Linked DNA regions of Homo sapiens: region 1 is linked to region 2. The links are chromatin contacts, found by Hi-C in ENCODE. All regions are on one chromosome and are shown on one strand. The core of a region is the stretch at or near the end of the contact, and the rest is flanking DNA. Distances in the headings are between cores, read along the strand shown.

What was found. A loop is a pair of places that touch in the nucleus more often than their neighbours do. Pooled maps may share reads with other maps.
Region 1: a loop to region 2 is called in a map of CD4-positive, alpha-beta memory T cell, with 28 times the contacts of the local background. The contact joins the promoter of LNPK here to the promoter of CWC22 in region 2. A Hi-C loop is called at or near these places in 3 of 168 maps with a recorded cell type or tissue (CD4-positive, alpha-beta memory T cell and naive thymus-derived CD4-positive, alpha-beta T cell) and 11 of 50 pooled maps.

Annotation. Positions count from the first base shown.
Region 1 is chr2:176,000,315-176,005,596 of GRCh38, forward strand. It overlaps LNPK (lunapark, ER junction formation factor), which reads right to left and starts at 1,953. Exons shown (of 13, transcript NM_030650.3): 1 at 1,846-1,953. RefSeq lists an enhancer at 2,147-2,366.
Region 2 is chr2:180,003,486-180,009,456 of GRCh38, forward strand. CWC22 (CWC22 spliceosome associated protein) reads right to left here and starts at 3,812. Exons shown (of 20, transcript NM_020943.3): 1 at 3,382-3,812. RefSeq lists an enhancer at 2,960-3,492.

The DNA.
Region 1 (5,282 bases), core at 703-3,202, 4.0 Mb before region 2:
TTTGCAAAATGGTAAAAATATCTACACTTCATAGAATTGTTGTATAAATTAAATGAAATTATGTATCATTTGGCACAGTGTCCGACACATAGTAGTAACTGCTTAATTGTAGCCATTATTATTACCAGAAAACACATGTATTTATATGAAACACATTTCTAACTTCTTATAAAGAAAGCACCTATTTCATAATTCTAAAATTGGAAAATTATATTAGTTTGTATTTTTACAAAAATAGATTGCTCTCATTTTCTCTAGTATAAGAAATAGAGCAAAAAATTCTGTAGACTCTGCCATTAAATAACCTTGTAGGTCTTTGAAGGAAACAGCAAAGGAAGTTCTATGTTTATCAAATTCCAAAGTTAAGTATAAGCTATTTAATCACCATCAACAGTACCTCCATAACATATTATACTATACAATTGAAGAGTAAAGGTGATTTATTCTAGAATTCTAACTTTCAAATGTCCTAACTGAAAAGACAATTCTGAAATAGCCCAAGCCACATTTATTGCTCCTCAAAAAGAATTTTAATGAAAAGTACACCTCTATTATATATTAAGCACTCTTAATATATAATGATTAGTGCTTGCTTTCATGGTAAGTCAATTTTCATCTGAACTAAATACCACCAAAAAATTACTATTTGATTATAAATGTTTCTATGTGAAGTCATATATTTTTAATAGCCATATAACTTCTCCTTTTCTTGTATTTTCTTGTTTATATAACATATAAACACTATATAAGTTTACTAACATCATTACTGAGCTGATCTCAATAGATAACAGACAACCTTAAAATTCTAATTTAAACGCACCACTCCTGTTTAAGAAAATGTGTTAAAAGTCAACTTGGTCTTCTGGGGGCTGCTGAGGAAAAGAAATGAGCATTCCCTGCCAGTTTGAACATATTCCTGAAACCAAGCTTACTCACACCCACCAAACCGCTGTTGAATAGAGTCAATTTTGTCAATGCTGACACCCAGGCCATAAAGAAAGGAGGAAACAGTAGACACCGAGCAACACACACCGGAGGCCAACTGGGAAAAGCAGAACACGGAAAACTCAGTGATTCACGGGTCTTGCTTAGTACTGTGAAAGCACCATCAGCAAAGCTGAGTTGACCAATTTCAACTCTTTCTCAATCCGTAAACTATGAACTGACGGAATTTAGATTTGTTTTTCTCCTCCTACCACGCCTCTGATACAATGCACCTTCGCCCTTCCCCTCCACCCCACAGCCCACCATCCCTGAAATAAGGACAATGGTTGGAGAGTCTCTTCTCTAAGTAGCACGTACTCCACGCCCACACGCTAGAGCCCGGCAGCATGACACTGACAGTTTTCAGTCCCTTCTGGTCTTTCTAACTCTTGGAGCCTCCGCACAACTCAGAAAGAGAAGCGGAGAGAACGCTCAAAGCGGACAGCTGAGCGTAGGAAATGCTAGTTTGGGACCTTCTGACCTCTTTGCCCCACCTGTGTCGAGATAAGCTCGACACAAGTGGGCCAAAGAGCTGGGGCTCAAGCCAGTCACCACCCGGAATCTCCTAGAACCGAGCTGGAGAAACTACCAGCCCTAGAGGGGAAACAAGGGTTTCAAGACTCCAGCGCCACCACTGCCAGTGTGCTGGGAAATCCAGGGAACAAGGCGGCGAGCCTGGGTCTGCGCGGACCACCGCGCAGCCTGACTAGCAGCCGCCGCAGAGCTCTAGGCCACTTGGCAGGAGGCGGGGGCACCAAGGAGAGGCAAGCGGGGAACCCGCAGCTTATTTCCCAGGGGCACAGCTCAGCATGCCTCCCCGCTGCAGAGCCCTCCCAACTGCCCTCGCCTTGAGCGTTCTACCTGCAAGAAGCGGGCGCAGCCCGGCCCGGGCGTCCACCCCCGCCAGTCTCGGCCGCCACCGCCCAGCCTGCCTCCAGAGCAGGCAGCAGCCGCCACTGACAGAGAGACAAGCCGGGCCAACTCCTTCCCATGAAACCCCGCGCTCCAGCCGCTCGCCAATTGGCGCCGCGGTCGGCGCGCGCCGCTCCCCCGTCACGTGACCGTACCCTGGGCGGGTAGTTGTTGGGGCGGGTCGGCCGGGAGGTTAGGATCTTGTGTTTGTGGCCTCCGCAGCCAGCTTAGGCTGCTCGGTGTCGTGTCGCAGTTATGTACTGCCATTTATTATGACTCTTAGAATATAGTTATTTCTTACTCTTCCGCTGCCTCCTTTGCTTTTAAAGCCTGTTCTGCCAAGTCTCGCTGGAGAAGGAAACCCCTGAAACTGGTCCTGGTGGTCTCAGACCGCCGCGCGAGCGAAGAGTGGGGAGGACAAAGGTTGGGGAGTTGAGAAGGATGGAGATGGGTGCATCTGGAAGGGAGTCCGTCCTGAGGAGTCCCCCATCAGCTGTCAGCCAGCCAGCAGCAAAGCAAATTAAGACTACACAGCTCCGAAGAAGCCAGTTCCCAACCAAGCCAGTGGAGAAAAGTCAGCCCGGTCCCCAGGAGTGCTTGAGGCTCTGTCACTCTTGGACGTCAAAAAGGGTCATTTGATGACTGGACGCTTACCTCACCGGTGTGAGGTAAGCTTCAAACGCCGTATCATGTTGCTTTAAAACCTGCGGGTAACAGCATAAGCTGAGTTTTCTATCTTAGAACTCTTAACCCCAAGAACACTCTTCACAGGCCCTGATAGGTGGACCCACAAAAAAACCACTCAGGCTATATTTGACTCGGATTTGAAACGCTGCCGAAACGGTATTAAGTGTCCTCCTCAACTGGAAAAGACAAATAACAAATGATGCCTGAATGAGAAAAAGACTAGACGTGCACACAGTAATGTGTGAGCAGGGAAACTTCAGCGAAGGTTTTTATCATGCTTTACCCCTTTTACATGCTTTACCCCATGTGCAAACATTTTTCATGGGTTTTTTTCTATTTTTTATTTATTTTTATTCTATTTTTTTATTTATACACAAAAAAGTTTCAATGATTTTTTAAAGAGTAATAGTTTTAATATGTTACATTTAAACTTTGACGATGCAAACAGGTTGTCAAGAGAAGCAACTGAGCATTGTTTGGTTGGTAAGAAAATTTATTATACTAGAAGCTACCGCATAATTCACTGTGCAATTTGCTTGCCCTAATTGCCTAAATATTTAGTTACAGTTCTGTACACTTGCAAGGATGAGGGGAAGGGAACTGAAGTTTAGCGTGTCACTGTGGATCAGGCACTTTCCAAATGTAGAAGAAAATGAACAGAAACATTTCACCTGTTTTGATGTGGAAATTTAACCGTTTTGTTTTTCAACCTTTGCTGTTGCAAAGTATTAAAGTCCTGTGCAGTTTTGCAAATATATCTCACCGCAGAAAGATCTCCTTTCCTAAGAAGACTGGGAAGAACGGCTTTCCACTTGCCAGTAATGTGTCCTCTGGTTTCAATTGAGCCATCAGTGTCTGTACTCCAGCCTGGGCTACCAAGCGATACCCCACCTCTGAAAAAAGGGTAGCAAGGGGACAGAGAAGAGCTGTCTGGATACACGAGATTCCAAAAACCTAATCCTGAGATAAAATTCCCTAGGGAATTGCTCTACCGAGAGTAGAGATTTGACCTGGAAAGAGAAGGGAGAGAAGTATTTAATCATTAACTCTTTTAATCCTCCCAACAACCTTTTTAGTATCATTTTTCAAATGAGGAAACTGAAATGTAGAAAGATTATGTACACTGTTGAAGGTAACACTAAGCCACTGCCTCCTTCATATCAAGAATAGTTGTTCATCGAGCAAATAAAGTGAGGGAAAGACATTACAAGCAGAGAAATCAACATACACACTATTGTGGCTGGACTTCAGGCTACAGGGTGGTTCCAAATATTTATTGACAAGGCCCTGTGTTACGTGCTGAGGATACAGAGATAAATAAACCAGCTGTCCTAAAGCCGCTGACACTAGTGAGAGAAACCTTAAAAAAAATACAATGCAGACTAAATAAGTGCTGTGATAGAGGCTAATGTTCACGGTATTGGAAAATGATAAGAAAACAGCAGCCGGAGAGAATGTGAGAAAGCCAGTGAAGGTGCTGCTTTAGCAGAGTCCAAATGTCAAGAGTTATCCCCTACTAACCCTGAAATTGTTCTGGGATAGGGTCTAAAGAATGAAATCCAAAGAACAACAGAGAAGAACACCAGAGAATACTTGGAGAGAGGAAACAAATTGCTCTAACCAATGGAGTTTTAAATGGTCTAGTTTAAAATAGGTTGAATTTACCTAGGTGTTATGAGAACTTAAGAACTTACATAAGTGGCATTCATTGGTATGGTCAAAGAGGTTAGGTAAGGCTTCTTTGAGGAAGTCACACCAGAATGGAGATCCAAAAGATGAGAAACTGAAAAAGGGAGAGTGGGAAACAGAGGGAATATCATGTGTAAAGCCTTTTTGTCAGAAGGGAACACTGCAAGCCTGAGGGACTGAAAGGAGGCTATTGTGGCTAGAGCCTAGGTTGCAGGGAGAAAGTGCACCAGTTTGAAGCTGGAGACCAGATTAAGCAGAGTCTTATTGGCCATATTAAGAACTGTAATCTTAAGAGAAAAAGGGAGGGGGAGGGCATTTGACATGATTGGATCTGTGTTTTGAAAAGATCATTCCAGCTGCAGTGTGGGAACACAAGCAGAGCCAGCACTGGACTAATTAAATCTATGAGTGGTGTTAGTGTTGGTAGGCATGCAAGTGGCTTGGGGTAGGAACAAGGAGATGGACAGAAGTGGGGGAAATGGAACAATAGGAAGTAAAGTGGAAGGTCTTGGTGATGGATTCAAATATCATGGGGTGGGATGGGGACTGAGGGAGAGGGAGGAGTCAGATAACTCAGAATTTCTAGCAGACCCAGTGGGTGGATAGTAATGCCATCATTGAGATATGGAGGACACTGGAAGAGAGCCAGGTTTGGGGGAAGAGGGTAATTTCAATTTGAACACGTTAAGTTTAAGATATTTTTGTGACTTCAAGGGAAGATGTAAACATTGGAATCTTTAGGTCTGCAGCACTGGGCTGGAGAAAAAAATATATATTACCATTTGCAATTTTTTGTTTTCTGCAGGGTACTTATTTTTTCAAAATACATATGTCTTTATTGTAAATAAGATGTTTTGTTTTTAAACATATTTAGACGCACTTGAACCCAGGAGCCAGAGGGTTGCAGTGAGCTGAGATGTCACCATTGCACTCCAACCTGGGCAACAAGAGCAAAACTCAGTCTCAAAAAATAAATAAAAATATATTGAGAACAGAATTTTAAACTAGAG
Region 2 (5,971 bases), core at 2,562-5,061:
TTGAAAGTCACCTGGTTATTTAATTAGAGAGCCACGTAGTAAACCACATTCTGGTTTAAAGAAAACTTGGAGGTGTTGGCCTCCACAGAGAAATTTAGCCCCTAGACATGCAAGCACTGCATTCTACTACAGAGGCTCCTGTAGCCAGGTCTAAAATAAAGCTATCCTGACAAACTATTTCAGGAAGGACTCACAGGGTAACTTTTCAGGTGGAAGTGCTGAACTCTGTCTAGCTCCACCCATTTATAAGTTAGGCTGAAAGACAGGTTAAACATGAGTCACCGAGTTCCTCCTCCCCACTAGCTAACCCATTCCACAGGAGTTAATATGTCCCAAGGCCAAGGCAGCCCATACCCCGTTTTTGGTATCTGTTCACTAGGAAAGACTTATTAACTTTATTATATAAAGGCTAGCTATAATCCATGCTTAAAGTTTGTACTTTGTTGTAGGTATTCAAATGTCTCTTCCAATGTCCACTTGGGAAATGTACATACTGAGAAAAAGTTTAAGTCTGGGAGTTTGCTGAAACTAGTATGCTCTCTGGCTTTATTGTTCCACCACCCTCCCATGCTCAGATAAACAGAAAAGTAGGGAAATTCGACAAGGGAGGCTTCAAAGTTATAAGAGGGATGCATGAATGTATTACCAATAGCCACTTCTTTCTCGGACTAGCTCCAGGCACCATGAACAAACCATGACCAAGTTAGGGATATGATGAGTAGTACAAAATTCCATTTAAATACAAGTGGACAATAAATTGAAAATATTATTCAAGTTAAGGCATGGGCATCTGAAATACAAAATGCATCACTGTGTTGTCTTTTGGGTGGTCTCAGGTACAAGCCACTGTAGGTCATTCAACAATGTGCAATCACTGGGAAGGAGAGTTAACTTCTTTTTTTCTTCTTCTTCTTTTTTTTTCTTGAGACAGAGGCTCACTTTATCGCCCAAGCTGGAGTGCAGTGGAGAGAGCTCAGCTCACTGCAACCTCCGCCTCCCAGGTTTAAGTGATTGTCGTGCCTCAGCCACCCGAGTAGCTGGGGCTACAAGCGCACAGCACCACACCCTGCTGATTTTTTTTGTATTTTTAGTAGAGACGGGGTTTCACCATGTTGGCCAGGCTGGTCTATCTCAAGTGATCCGCCCGCCTTGGCCTCCCAAAGTGCTGGGAATGCAGGCATGAGCCATCGCCGCCCCCGCCCCTCGCCCCCCTCCCCCCCAGGAGAGTTAACTTCTAAAAATTCAGCAGCTGGGAAAGCTAACAGAGCTAAGAAAGCTGGCTTAGAAAAACAATTAGGTAGTCTAGGAAGTGTCAGAACTCCAAAAAGTGATTGGAGGTACCCTATCCAAAGCAGGGAAGGATGTGGTGGAATAATAATAAATACTGGCTGGCCATGCATCCAAGTACTTTGGAGCAAGGAGGGCAGCAAACATGATTCTGAGGACGGGGGAGGATGAATCATAGCATGCCCCTAAAGGATGAGCCAGAGCAGAAGTTCTCAAACTAATTGGCATGAGAACTACTCGAATGCTTTCGGAAAAAAAAAAAAAAAAGACAGACAGACTGTTGGGCCTCCATTTCCACGTTTCCGATTCAACAGAACTGGGTGAAGCCCAGTAATTTACATTGCTAACAAGCTTCAAGGAGATGATGCTGCTGATTCAGAAGACATTTTTGGAACCAATACACCAGTGTATTAGATCAAAGTTCTTGGCCTTTAACTTATAACCAAGACAGTCTCAGAGCCCCAGTCAACTGAGTTGGGAAAGACTCCATTAAAGTGGCATGGACACTTAAAACTAGGACACTAGCCGGGAGCGGTGGCTCACGCCTGTAATCCCAGCACTTTGGGAGGCCGAGGCGGGTGGATCACAAGGTCAGGAGACAGACACCATCCTGGCTAACACAGTGAAACCCCGTCTCTACTAAAAATACAAAAAATTAGCCAGGCGTGGTGGCGGGCACCTTAGTCCCAGCTACTTGGGAGGCTGAGGCAGGAGAATGGCATGAACTAGGGAGGCGGAGCTTGCAGTGAGCCGAGATAGCGCCACAGCACTCCAGCCTGGGCGACAGAGTAAGACTCCGTCTCAAACAAAACAAAACAAAACAAAAAACAAAAAACAACTGGAAGGACACTTACAGGTGGAAAGGCAACATTCAGAACCAGAGAACAAGAATTGAGGAACAGAGAGAACTCATCAACTGTATCATAGTAGTAATTTACAATAATACAACGCTAACGCTGTGCTCAGTGCCTCATCTGCATTATTTTTCTTTATACTCAAAAAAAGACAATACAGTGAGGCAGGTATTGTATTACTACCTACATGTTTCCAGATGATGAAGCTGACACTAGAGACTTTAGGTAACTTGCTCCAAGTGACAGACCTAATAATAGCTGGATAAAACAGAAATCTTTGGTCTACTAGTCCATCACCCAGGACCAACACAAGTGGCTTTCCTCCACCTACTGATAACGCCTGTAACAATGCTTCTCCTCTCCTGGTCAAAACCACACTTTTAATGTCAATTTTAAATCTGCCCTTCCATAGTAGGATGATAATTTATGTTAACTCCTGAATTCACAAGCAATCCTAAAACAAGGTAAGTCTAAATACAGATAAGAGGTAGGTTAACTGATCTGCTGAGAACCAAGTTTGCTTGCTTATCTGCTATTTCGAGTCTCTGCACATCTAAAAATGCAAAGGAAACTCTTACCTAATTCTTGCATCTAGAATAGCCTTTCTCCAAATCCTGCCTTCTCCACTTACCTCAGAAGAATTGTTAGGATTAAATGGAAATAGGTACCGTGGTTTTTGCAGTTAAACTCAGTGAAATTAACTATTATATTTCCGTTATATAATGCTGTGTTGTAGGACCCAGAGCTCGTTAGAGAGGTGGAGCCTGGAGACCCAAGTTTGGCAGTTATTACCTCACTGGAGATAGTTCAAGTTATGGAAGGATCAAGAATGACAGATGAAGCGGGCACATGAGAAGCGAAGTGTCTTCAAGACTAAACACTAGACACTATCAGTATTTACAGGGCAAATAAATGAAAAAGAAGACGCTAATGAAATTTAAAACAAATAGTCAAAGGGATATAATGCCGGCAAGAGGCATAAGAGTGCAAGTAATTCAACTAACTTTTAATCAACTAGATCTCATTAATCCCACTCCCCTGACCCTGGGACCCGGGCACTAGGAAAGGGGCTTTGGCAAGCCCCAATGGACTCCAGAGGCTCTAAGTATAAAACGCAGTGCACAAGAAACAACACAGCACCAGCGTTGGTGCAGGATTTCAGACAGCTCCAGGAACTTCACAAGGAAGGTCAGCCGGTCCGCTCAGGCAGTCAGTTCATGGCAGCCCATTCCCTCCCCACCTGCTTGGACCTAGCCGCTCTCACACCCCTCTTGCGGGCCCGAGCGTAGCGAGAAGACCCACGCACACTCCAATGCCGCTCACAGCCGTATCAGTGAGCCCGCACCCACTCCTGGGGGTCTTTTACTTCCCACCCGATCCGGCGACCCGCCACCCCCACTCCGCGTCTCTGCCTGCGGGGACTCCACGGAGTTCGATAATTACCTAGAGCTCCACCGCGCCGCCATTACACCGGACGTACGTCACTTCCTCTTCCCGAGCACCGACGGTAGGAAGAAGGCGAATAGTGAAATATTTAAAAACTTGACGCTCAATTGGCTTGACACGTTATCCCTTTAATTTATTTCAAATACCATATCATAATACCAGAGTCAAAGTAGTCGATCCAGGCACACTGTCTTGTTGCCAAAATGGCGACAAAAAAGAGAAGTTGGCATGAACTACAAAGTCCGAAATCCAGCGCCTGTGCTGACGGAAATGAGGAAAGCATAATTGTAGTTTAGCGTGAAATGGCGCGGTGTACGATGGGAATTGTAGTTCATACAGATGCGCGCCAGCGAGTTAACATCCACGCTGCTCACTGGCAGCCTAGTAGTGTTCAGGGTCTAGCCGAATTTACTTTAAAACTATTTCACTGCATTTTGGGGAAATTTTTTTTAAAAAAGCAGTCAGTTGTCACTTTCCTTGAAAAATCTTAAGAGAGAGATTTTCCTGAGACTTTATAAGAGTTTGACCAACAGTTAAGTGCCTAATAAATTCCAAGATATCCAGGCCATAAGAATGGGAGAATATTAAATCATAAATAGAGTGAAATAATGAGGAAAAACTAATTCTATAGAGACTGTGTTGCCTCTCTTTTAGGTTAAGGTACCAACTGGTATGACCTGAGAATAAAGAGATTGCCTGGCTGAGTAGGAAGTAGCAGTTTGTACAGCGTGCAGAACTAGGGCATCAAACAGTTTCTTTAAACTTCACTTTTCACTAGTAACAAAACCTAAAAGTTCAACTACTTGCTATTTTGGAAACTCTCTTCCTAAACCAAGAATATCTTTATGTTATCAAATCTTTCATAAACCAGGACTGGTTTCTCCACACACTTCTCTATTACAGTTTTAGGGTGCTGTGCTTCCACTCCTTTCTGGAGGCAGAGTGTGATGATTAAGAATAAAAACACTGCAGTTGGACTACTTATTTTGAATCTTGAGTCCTTTTATTATTTATGGATGACTGGGGCAAGTAACTTCACATTCTGTGGCCGTTTCCTGATCTGTTAAATGGAAATACCAATAGTATCCATCCAGGCAGTAGTTTTAAGAATTGAATTAGTTGATACACAAGATGCATTTAAGATAATTGCTAGTATACAATAGTGTTATCTATTTTATTTCATATTTAAGATATTTGGCCATTGTTGATGGTGCATTTTGGTGCACCAATACAGGGCACAGGAGATGGATCTGGAGATGAACATTTGTATTCATATATTTAAAAACCCACAATACTACCGGTGATGGTTAATTCTGAATGTCAACTTGATTGGATTGAAGGATGCAAAGTATTGATCCTGGGTGTATCTGTGAGGGTGTTGCCAAAGGAGATTAACAGTTGAGTCAGTGGACTGGGGAAGACAGACTCACCCTTAATCTGGTGGGAACAATCTAATCAGCTACCATCGAATATAAAGCAGGCAGAAAAATATGAAAAGGCAAGACTGGCCTAGCCTCCCAGCCTATATCTTTCTCCCATGCTGGATGCTTCCTGCCCTCAAACATTGGACTCCAAATTCTTCAGTTGTGAGACTCAGACTGGCTCTCCTTGCTCCTCAAGCTTGCAGACAGCCTATTGTGGGACCTTGTGATTGTGTAAGTTAATACTTAATAAACTCCCCTTTTTATATATATATCCTTATATATAGATATATATATTAGGATATATATATAAGGATATATATAAAAAATAGGATATATATGTAATAGGATATATATACGTGTGTGTGTGCGTGTGTGTGTATCTATCTATCTATCTATCTATCTATCTATCTATCTATCTATATCCTATTAGTTCTGTCCCTCTAGGGAACCCTGATGAATATACTACCTCTACAACTATCAACAGAAATAGGAAAGTTAGGGTTGAGCAGAGGAGAACTAGATGGAGCTGGAAAAGAATTGGATTTGTCAGTTGGGTCCTTCAGGAAGCAGACACTGAGAAAGAGTTATGAATAATAAAGGTGAAAGGAAAATGGAGGAAATAGTAGCTCCAGAATAAAGATGAAGAGGCCTACAATGGGATGAAATGGCTAGGCCCTTGTACCAGTTTTGCTCAGTCACTGGCTAGAGCCACCCCAAGAAGAGTGTGGCCTCAACTAAAAACCCAAGGTGGACATGAAGATTCAACAGTTGAAGGCTGTCACCTAACCACACTGCTTGCAGCTAGGCTACAAGCAAGTCCTTTCTTGAAGAGGTATCTGAGCAGCATCTCTCTGTGCCTGTCACAGTCTCCATACACCCAGTCTCCATACACCTTTCAGGAACAACTTTTCCAGGGTTCTAGTGCACATTTCTTCCTAAAAAAAATTTAGAAGTGGCAAG